2 separate regions of the Homo sapiens genome follow, and region 1 is linked to region 2. Evidence: chromatin loops called from intact Hi-C (ENCODE). Cell type or tissue: CD14-positive monocyte. All regions are shown on one strand.

Evidence for each region. A loop is a pair of places that touch in the nucleus more often than their neighbours do. Peaks named below come from ENCODE experiments on the same cell type or tissue, not always from the same donor. Only the 100,000 strongest peaks of a DNase experiment are listed, where the experiment ranks them.
Region 1: it touches region 2 in a loop (2.4-fold over the local background); 1 of 110 quality-filtered maps calls a loop at or near these places.

The regions. Positions count from the first base shown.
Region 1 is chr22:31,802,728-31,806,727 of GRCh38, forward strand. It overlaps DEPDC5 (DEP domain containing 5, GATOR1 subcomplex subunit), which reads left to right. Exons shown (of 43, transcript NM_001242896.3): 15 at 1-111; 16 at 1,435-1,496; 17 at 2,115-2,188; 18 at 3,395-3,464. Among named protein-coding and RNA genes, the nearest start is that of DEPDC5, 51 kb to the left of the region's middle. In CD14-positive monocyte, no CTCF peak of the experiment used is centred here; no DNase peak of the experiment used is centred here.
Region 2 is chr22:31,703,189-31,707,188 of GRCh38, forward strand. PRR14L (proline rich 14 like) reads right to left here. Exons shown (of 9, transcript NM_173566.3): 5 at 1,467-1,538; 6 at 362-533. Among named protein-coding and RNA genes, the nearest start is that of PISD, 43 kb to the left of the region's middle. In CD14-positive monocyte, no CTCF peak of the experiment used is centred here; no DNase peak of the experiment used is centred here; H3K27ac peaks cover 561 bases.

The DNA of each region.
Region 1 (4,000 bases), 100 kb after region 2:
GCAACTTTGACCGAACTGGGCAGATGTCAGTGGTGATCACGCCCGGGGTGGGTGTCTTTGAAGTGGACCGCCTACTCATGATCCTGACCAAGCAGCGGATGATAGATAATGGTAATGCTCTCTGGTTTGTGCCCTGTCTCCACATGTTCCTAGCCTGATTTCCCCTTAGAACTGTGAGCTTCACTGACTTCTTAGAGTGTGAGGAGCTCTACATAGTGTTCTGTGTGTCACAACGTCTGTGGATGTCAATAGGTGTCAGGTGCTAAAATTTCATGGTCAAATCAGTTTGGGAAATGCTGGGTCATGCAAAGATAAGCAGGTTCCATAATGACAGGTCTTCCTCAGTTTTTAATATGTTAGTGTAGGTTGTTTTTCTCTAAAGGTTGTGTCAGGGTACTCTGAGTTCCCCAAACATATTTGGCACTAGAGAAGCCTTCCTGGAGGGATGATTTCAAGGGACCCATGTGCTGTCAGCCGATTTTCTTTCTTTCTTTTTTTTTTTAGACGGAGTCTCGCTCTGTCTCCCAGGCTGGAGTGCAGTGGTGTGATCTTGGCTCACTGCAAGCTCCGCCTCCTGGGTTCACACTATTCTCCTGCCTCAGCCTCCCAAGTAGCTGGGACTACAGGCATCCGCCACCATGCCCGGCTAATTTTTTTTGTATTTTTAGTAGAGGTGGAGCTTCTCCGTGTTAGCCAGGATGGTCTCGATCTCCTGACCTTGTGATCCGCCCGTCTTGGCCTCCCAAAGTTCTAGGATTGCAGGCATGAGCCACCACACCCAGCCGCTGTCAGCCCATTTTCAGATGCACTATCAGGTCATCTAGTCCAGTCCTTCCTCCATGATGTGCCTCGTATCCCCAACTCAGCCCCACACCCCCCAATTTGATTTGTTTCATCAACAAGATGGAGTTGGGACGCTGAGGCAGTAGAATTGCTTGAACCCAGAAGGTGGAGGTTGCAGTGAGCCGTGATCTCACGCCACTGCATGTCAGCCTGGGCAGCAGAGCAAGACTGTCAAAAAAAAAAAGGAGTTTGGAAAGTAAATCCTGATGCCACTAAAGAAGCTCTGTTAAGTGATGTGGATTGTTTTACTTTTTACTGAGATATTACAAAGTTACTGTTCCTTTCTGGCCTTAAAAATTTAAACATGGAAGTTTGGTTGTCTTTTTTTAAACAAGTCATGACCTGTAGGACAGTCAAAGGCTAATTGTCAAGCACCGAATAATGATACGTTAGTAGGGCACTTGGAAAAGAGGAAACAGACAAAATGAATGTATTTACTTCTTTGTTGGATAGGCAGCACTATGAGGTTATAAATCATACAATGGTAAGTTAGCTTTGCCTACTACCCATTTAAATAACATGATTTATAGATAGGGACACTTGTCTCTGCCATTCCCTCCCCACAATTCTTTTTGTCTTTTCTTTTTTTAGGAATTGGTGTGGATTTGGTGTGCATGGGAGAGCAACCGTTACATGCTGTCCCATTGTTCAAGGTAATTAGATTTCGGATTTGTTTACTAAAGGCCAGTTGGAGTATAGTTAGAAAGAGAAAAATTCCAGGCGCTGTGGCATGCACTTATAGTCCCACTTACTCGAGAGGCTGAAGTGGGAAGATCCCTTAAGCCTAGGAGTTTCGGTATAGTTTGCTATGAACATGCCTATGAATAACCACTGCACTCCAGCCTGGGCAGCAAAGCAAGACTCTATCTCTAAAAAAATTATTTTTGAGACGATGTCTTGTTCTTGTCCTCCAGGCTGGAGTGCAATGGTGCGATGTTGGCTCACTGCAACCTCTGCCTCCCGGGTTCAATCAGTTCTCCTGCCTCAGCCTCCCGAGTAGCTATGATTACAGGCGCCTGCCACCATGCCAGGCTAATTTTTGTATTTTTAGTAGAGACGGGGTTTCACCATGTTGGCCAGGCTGGTCTTGAACACCTGATTGCAGGTGGTCCGCCCGCCTTGGCCTCCCAAATTGCTGGGATTACAGGCATGACCCACAGCGCCCAGCCCTAAAAAATTTTTTTTAAAAACCTGAAAAACAGAAAAGTTAGAGCAGTTCCAAAACCTACTTGTTCTGTAGCTTATCTGTGCTCTCATTTTTCTCCTTGCAGCTCCATAATCGGAGTGCTCCCCGTGATTCTCGTCTGGGCGATGACTATAATATCCCTCACTGGATAAACCACAGGTGGGTGCGATCTCGATCAATAGTAGGTGATAAGCGTTTTGAACAGCTTCCTTGCCATTTTTCTTTAAATCTGTTAAGTTCTTATTATGGCACTAAACCTTTTGTTAAGAAAATGTGGAAACCAAGTTCTAACATTTGCTCAAAGCTCTGTACACACAAAGCAGTAGCAGTATCATAGGAACAGTCTATGGTGAAAAAGAATAAAAACAAAATTTGAAGGACTTACTTCCTCTGCAGTTCCCATGTCCTTCTATTCCCAACTCCCACAGACTGTAGAAGACCAACATTTGTACCTGACCTCCTTCAGCTCTAGAGAAGTCCCCGCGCCTCTTTACATGGAATCCTGCTGATTCCAGCTCAGGGATGGCTTTTCTCATCCCTCTGCCAGTGCCAGTGCCTCATCTTTTTGAACTATGACACTAATCTTATTCCACCTACCCTTCTCCTGAAAATGCCTATTTTCTTCCAAGATCCAACTCCAGCATCTCTCTTTTATGAATTCCTCCTGTGCTGCCCTGATAGCTAACAGCCACTTTTTCTTCAGTGCTTCCAGAGCATTCTATCCTTCTCTGGGTTGTCTTTCTTTCTTTCTTTTTTTTTTTTAAGACGGAGTTTCACTCTGTCACCCAGGCTGGAGTGCAGTGACATGATCTTGGCTCACTGCAACCTCCACCACCCGGGTTCAAGTGATTCTCTTGCCTCAGCCTCCTGCGTAGTTGGGATTACAGGTGCCTGCCGCCACGCCCGGCTAATTTTTGTATTTTTAGTAGAAACGAGATTTCACTGTGTTGGCCAACCTGGTCTTGAATAGCAAGTTCATGGCAAAGCTGCAGCTATTAGTTTATACTATTTGATATCATGATATTAGACTGTTTTTGACCTACAAAAGTAGCAATTTCAGGCCGGTCACAGTGGCTCATGCCTGTAATCCCAGCACTTTGGGATGCTGAGGTGGGAGGAATGCTTGAGGCCAGGAGTTTGAAACCATTTTGGTCAGTGTAGCCAGACTCTGTCTCTACCAAAAAACAAAACATAACTAATGTTTTGTAGTGAATTCTTGTAAAAGAAGTTAAAATTGGGAAGATTAGTGAAGCTGAGAACAAAGCCCATGTCAGGAGGGCTGATCCATGCCTAGTATTTTAACTGTGTTTTGAGTTTTAAAATAAAGGGAATTTAGATTAATGACTCTGTTTGTTTCTTTTACAGTTTCTACACATCCAAAAGCCAGCTCTTTTGTAATAGTTTCACCCCACGAATAAAACTGGCAGGAAAGAAGGTAGGTTTTTATTTTTGTTAAGACGGGGTCTTATTATGTGGTCCAGTCTTATCTTGAGCTCCTGGACTCAATCAGTCCTCCTGTTTCAGCCTCCCAAAGTGTTGGGATTACAGACATGAGCCATTCTGCCCAGCCAAGAAGGTAGATTTCATTAATCAGCAGAGAGCCTTTGTGGACTATCACGCATTGATAGGGTTATTTTAGTCCTGAGGTACCCTCATCTTTCCCAATGGCCATGAACAGGGTTAAGAAATTCATCCCCAAACTTTATAACTTTATACATTAGATAAATAAATAACAAGGCCAAGGCCAGACTGCGTGAAATACCTTTGAGAAAAATATGACCAAGACCAAGAGTTCATTTTTTGTTTGTTTGTTTAAGAGTTCGTTTTATTGTGACCTGACTGTTTTATTCAGATGTTGAAGCCACTCAGATACCAGTGGGGATAAAGACAAAGATGCAGATATGCATTGCAGCAAAGGGGAAATATGATAAAAAGGTCAGATCTTAGTATAAAGAAATGAAAATTCTGGCT
Region 2 (4,000 bases):
ACTGTCAACATGAAAGTTTGCAACTGTTGAAGACAACAGACGTTGCAAAATTGAACATCATCACCATCCACTCATCTTCTTTGAATGCACAAAGCAGCTCTTTCGTCCAATTCTCTAAACACTGTTACATGCTGTTGGCAAGAAAAAAGTATCTGGAAAACAATGCAGATTAAAAAATCCACTGTGTCCTTTACTGGCCAAGAGAAAAACTCCTGGCTTAGTACTCTCCAGAACTCGGCTGACACTGAAGGTGGTACGTAAAGATACTCAGAAGCCAGTCTGTAGCTATAATGCGATGTGAGTTGACAATGGCCACCTCCAATGCCACCATCATCTGACCCAACCAGCACTTTACACTTACCTCTTTCTGTTCTGGGGGGCTGCTCTGTGGGCAGGGGCATGCTGCTTTCACACCATCCAGCTCATCCAATCCACGAACCTGGAACTCAGAGGCTGAAAGCAGGAGCTTGCTGACAGCTGATTCTGCTACCAAGCAAGACTTTGGTACCAAGGCAGGGAATGGAGGCTCCAGCCTAGCACCATGAAGAGAAAGAAGATATGAGAGGGGTTCCCTTTCTACTTCCAGCACATTCAACTTCTTCTTCTTCATTTTTTTTTTTTTTTTTGAGAAGGAGTTTTGCTCTTGTTGCCCAGACTGGAGTGCAATGGTACGATCTCGGCTCAATGCAGCCTCTGCCTCCCGGGTTCAAGCAATTCTCCTGCCTCAGCCCCTCGAGTAGCTGAAATTACAGGCATGCGCCACCACGCCCAGCTAATTCTGTATTTTTAGTAGAGACGGAGTTTCTCCATGTTGGTCAGGATGGTCTTGATCTCCCGACCTTAGGTGATCCACCCGCACCGGCCTCCCAAAGTGCTGGGATTACAGGTGTGAGCCACCACGCCCAGCCTCAACTTCTTAACATCTAGGCCTCAATACTTTTTCTTTCTTTCCAGAGAATAATATATCCAGTCAACCTGCATTCTAGTCACTTCCAGACATAGCCTGTATCTACATATGTAAAAAAATTACAAGAATGTGTAATCCATTTTATTGCTATGGAATTTTATAAGGAAAAATGTAAAAAGGAACAGACTTTTTGGGTGAGGAAGATATCTGGTAAACCGCACAAATGAACAGTACTCAGATAAGATCAATCCTGTCCAGGGACTGAAGTTGGCTGTTAAGACATGAAATAGCTTGAGAGGGGACTTCTGGTACAATAAGCTGGTTAGTGATTTTCACTTTTTTTTTTTTAACAAATTGTATTATTACACATTCCTAGTTGCTGCTTGTAATAGAACAGATTTCAATCTCAGAAATGTTTATCTGAGAGACATAGATCAGGTTTACAAGGACAAGAGGTCAAAGTCATGCCACAGACGATCCACACCACCTATGTATGCACTCTCTCTCTTGCACACACACACGCACACGCGCACACACACGCTGAGTCTCATGTGCTTACCTCGTCTGACTGCCGCTGGTGTTATATGTAGCTTCCATGCCTGGAAGAGGCACATATGGTAACATGGTGTGGCTAAAGTAAAGCAAAAGTACAAAAGCAATAGGTAAGGGCAGTGGGATAACAGGAAAGGTTTTGATGTTATTGTGGGTATTAGCACATGATAGCCCCAAGAAGACAAGAAATGTCAGTTACTCAGAAAGAGGAAAGCTTTCCAACCAGGAGAGTTATATTTATGTGCCCATCACTGGAATGGAGGCAGACTGACAGGAAGATTATTTTCTAACTTGAATGGAAAGAAGGCAGAGACAGAAAGAAAGAACAGTGGCTGGGCAAGGTGGCTGATGCCTATAATCCCAGCACTTTGGGAGGCTGAGGTGGGCAGATCGCTTCAGCCTAGGAGTTCAAGACCAGCTTGGGCAACATGGCGAGACCTTGTTTCCACAAAAAATACAAAAATTTAGCCAGGGGTGGTGGAGTGCACCTGTGGTCTCAGCTACTCAAGAGGCTGGGGTGAGAAGACTGCTTGAGCCCGGAAGATCAAGACTGAAGTAAGCCAAGACTGCACCACTGCACTTCAGCCTGAGTATCAGGGCAAGACCCCATCTCTAAATAAAAATAAATTTTAAAAAATTTAAAGAATATATTATACCACTCAGTTGTGTACTGACTAATAAAATCTGACAGTTTCTATAACCTTATAAAATATTAGAGAGAAACCAATTATTTTTTCTTTTTTTGAGACTGAGTCTTGTTCCGTTGCCCAGGCTGGAGTGCAATGGTGTGATCTCGGCTCACTGCAACCTCCACTTCCCGGGTTCAAGAGATTCTTCTGCCTCAGCCTCCCAAGTAGCTGGGACTATAGGCGCGTGCCATCATGCCCGGGTAATTTTTGTATTTTTAGTAGAGATGGGGTTTCACCATATTGGCCAGGCTGGTCTCAAACTCCTGGCCTTGTGATCCGCCCACCTTAAATTCCCAAAGTGCTGGCATTACAGGCATGAGCCACCGCGCCTGGCCCAATTATTTTCTTTAAAGCCAAGTTACACATAAAACATAGCTATACAGCCGGGCACAGTGGCTCACACCTGTAATCCCAGCACTTTGGGAGGCTGAGGTGGGCAGATCACTTGAGGCCAGGAGTTCGAGACCAGCCTGGTCAACATGGCAAAACCCCATCTCTACTAAAAATACAAAAAATTAGCTGGGTGTGGTGGTGGGTACTTGTAATCCCAGCTACTCAGGAGGCTGAGACAGGAGAATCGCTTGAACCCGGGAGGAGGAGATTGTAGTAAGCTGAGATTATACCACTGCACTCCAGCCTGGGCGACAGAGGGAGACTCTGTCTCAAAAACCAAACTAAACAAAACAACATAGCTATATAGAAGAAAATTAATGGCCAATCGTAGTGACTCACACCTGTAATCCCAGCACTTTGGGGAGGCTGAGGCGGGTGGATCACCTGAGGTGAGGAATTCAAGACCAGCCTGGCCAACACGATGAAACCCTGTCTCTACAAAAATACAAAAACTAGCTAGGCATGATGGCACATGCCTGCAATCCCAGCTACTTGGGAGGGTGAGGCAGGAGAATTGCTTGAACCCGGGAGGGTGAGGCAGGAGAACTGCTTGAACCCAGGAGGCAGAGGCTGCAGTGAGCCGAGATCACACCACTGCACTCCAGCCTGGGCGACAGAGCAAGACTCTATCTCACAAAAAAAAAAAAAAAAAAGGAGAAAACTATTAAAAGTTTAATTCCTTTATAATTAAACTCTTCCTTTTTCTTTTTTTTGAGACGGAGTCTCACTTTGTCACCCAGGCTGGAGTGCAGTGGCGCGATCTCATCTCACTGCAACCTCTACCTTGTGGGTTCAAGGAATTCTCCTGCCTCAGCCTCCGAGTAGCTGGGACTACAGCCACCTGCCAGGATGCCGGGTTAATTTTTGTATTCTTAGTAGACACGGGGTTTCACCATATTGGCCAGGCTGGTCTCGAACTCCTGACCTTGTGGTCTGCCTACCTCAGTCTCCCAAAGTGTTGGGATTATAGGCATGAGCCACAGTGCCCGGCCTGCTAGAAACCATTTGTAAGCTTGTTTAGAAAAACAGCAAACTTCTGGCCAGGCATGGTGGCTCGCGCCTATAATTCCAGTACTCTGGGAGGCTGAGGTGGGTGGATCACCTGAGGTCAAGAGTTTGAGACCAGCCTGGCCAACCTGGTGAAATCCTGTCTCTACTAAAAATACAAAATTAGCCAGGCGTGGTGGTACATGCCTGTAATCCCAGCTATTCAGGAGGCTGAGGCAGGAGAATCGCTTGAACCCGGGAGGTGGAGGTTGCAGTGAGCTGAGATCGCGCCACTGCACTCCAGCTTGGGAGACAAGAGTGAAACTCTGTCTCAAAAAAAAAAGAAGAAAGAAAAGAAAAACAGCAAACTTCTAAACTCTAAGCCCAGGCACATGATGTTAAGGTATTTTTAGAGCCAATGAAAAGTATCTACAAATACCACCCCCTCTACCTTCCATTTGAATTTAAATAA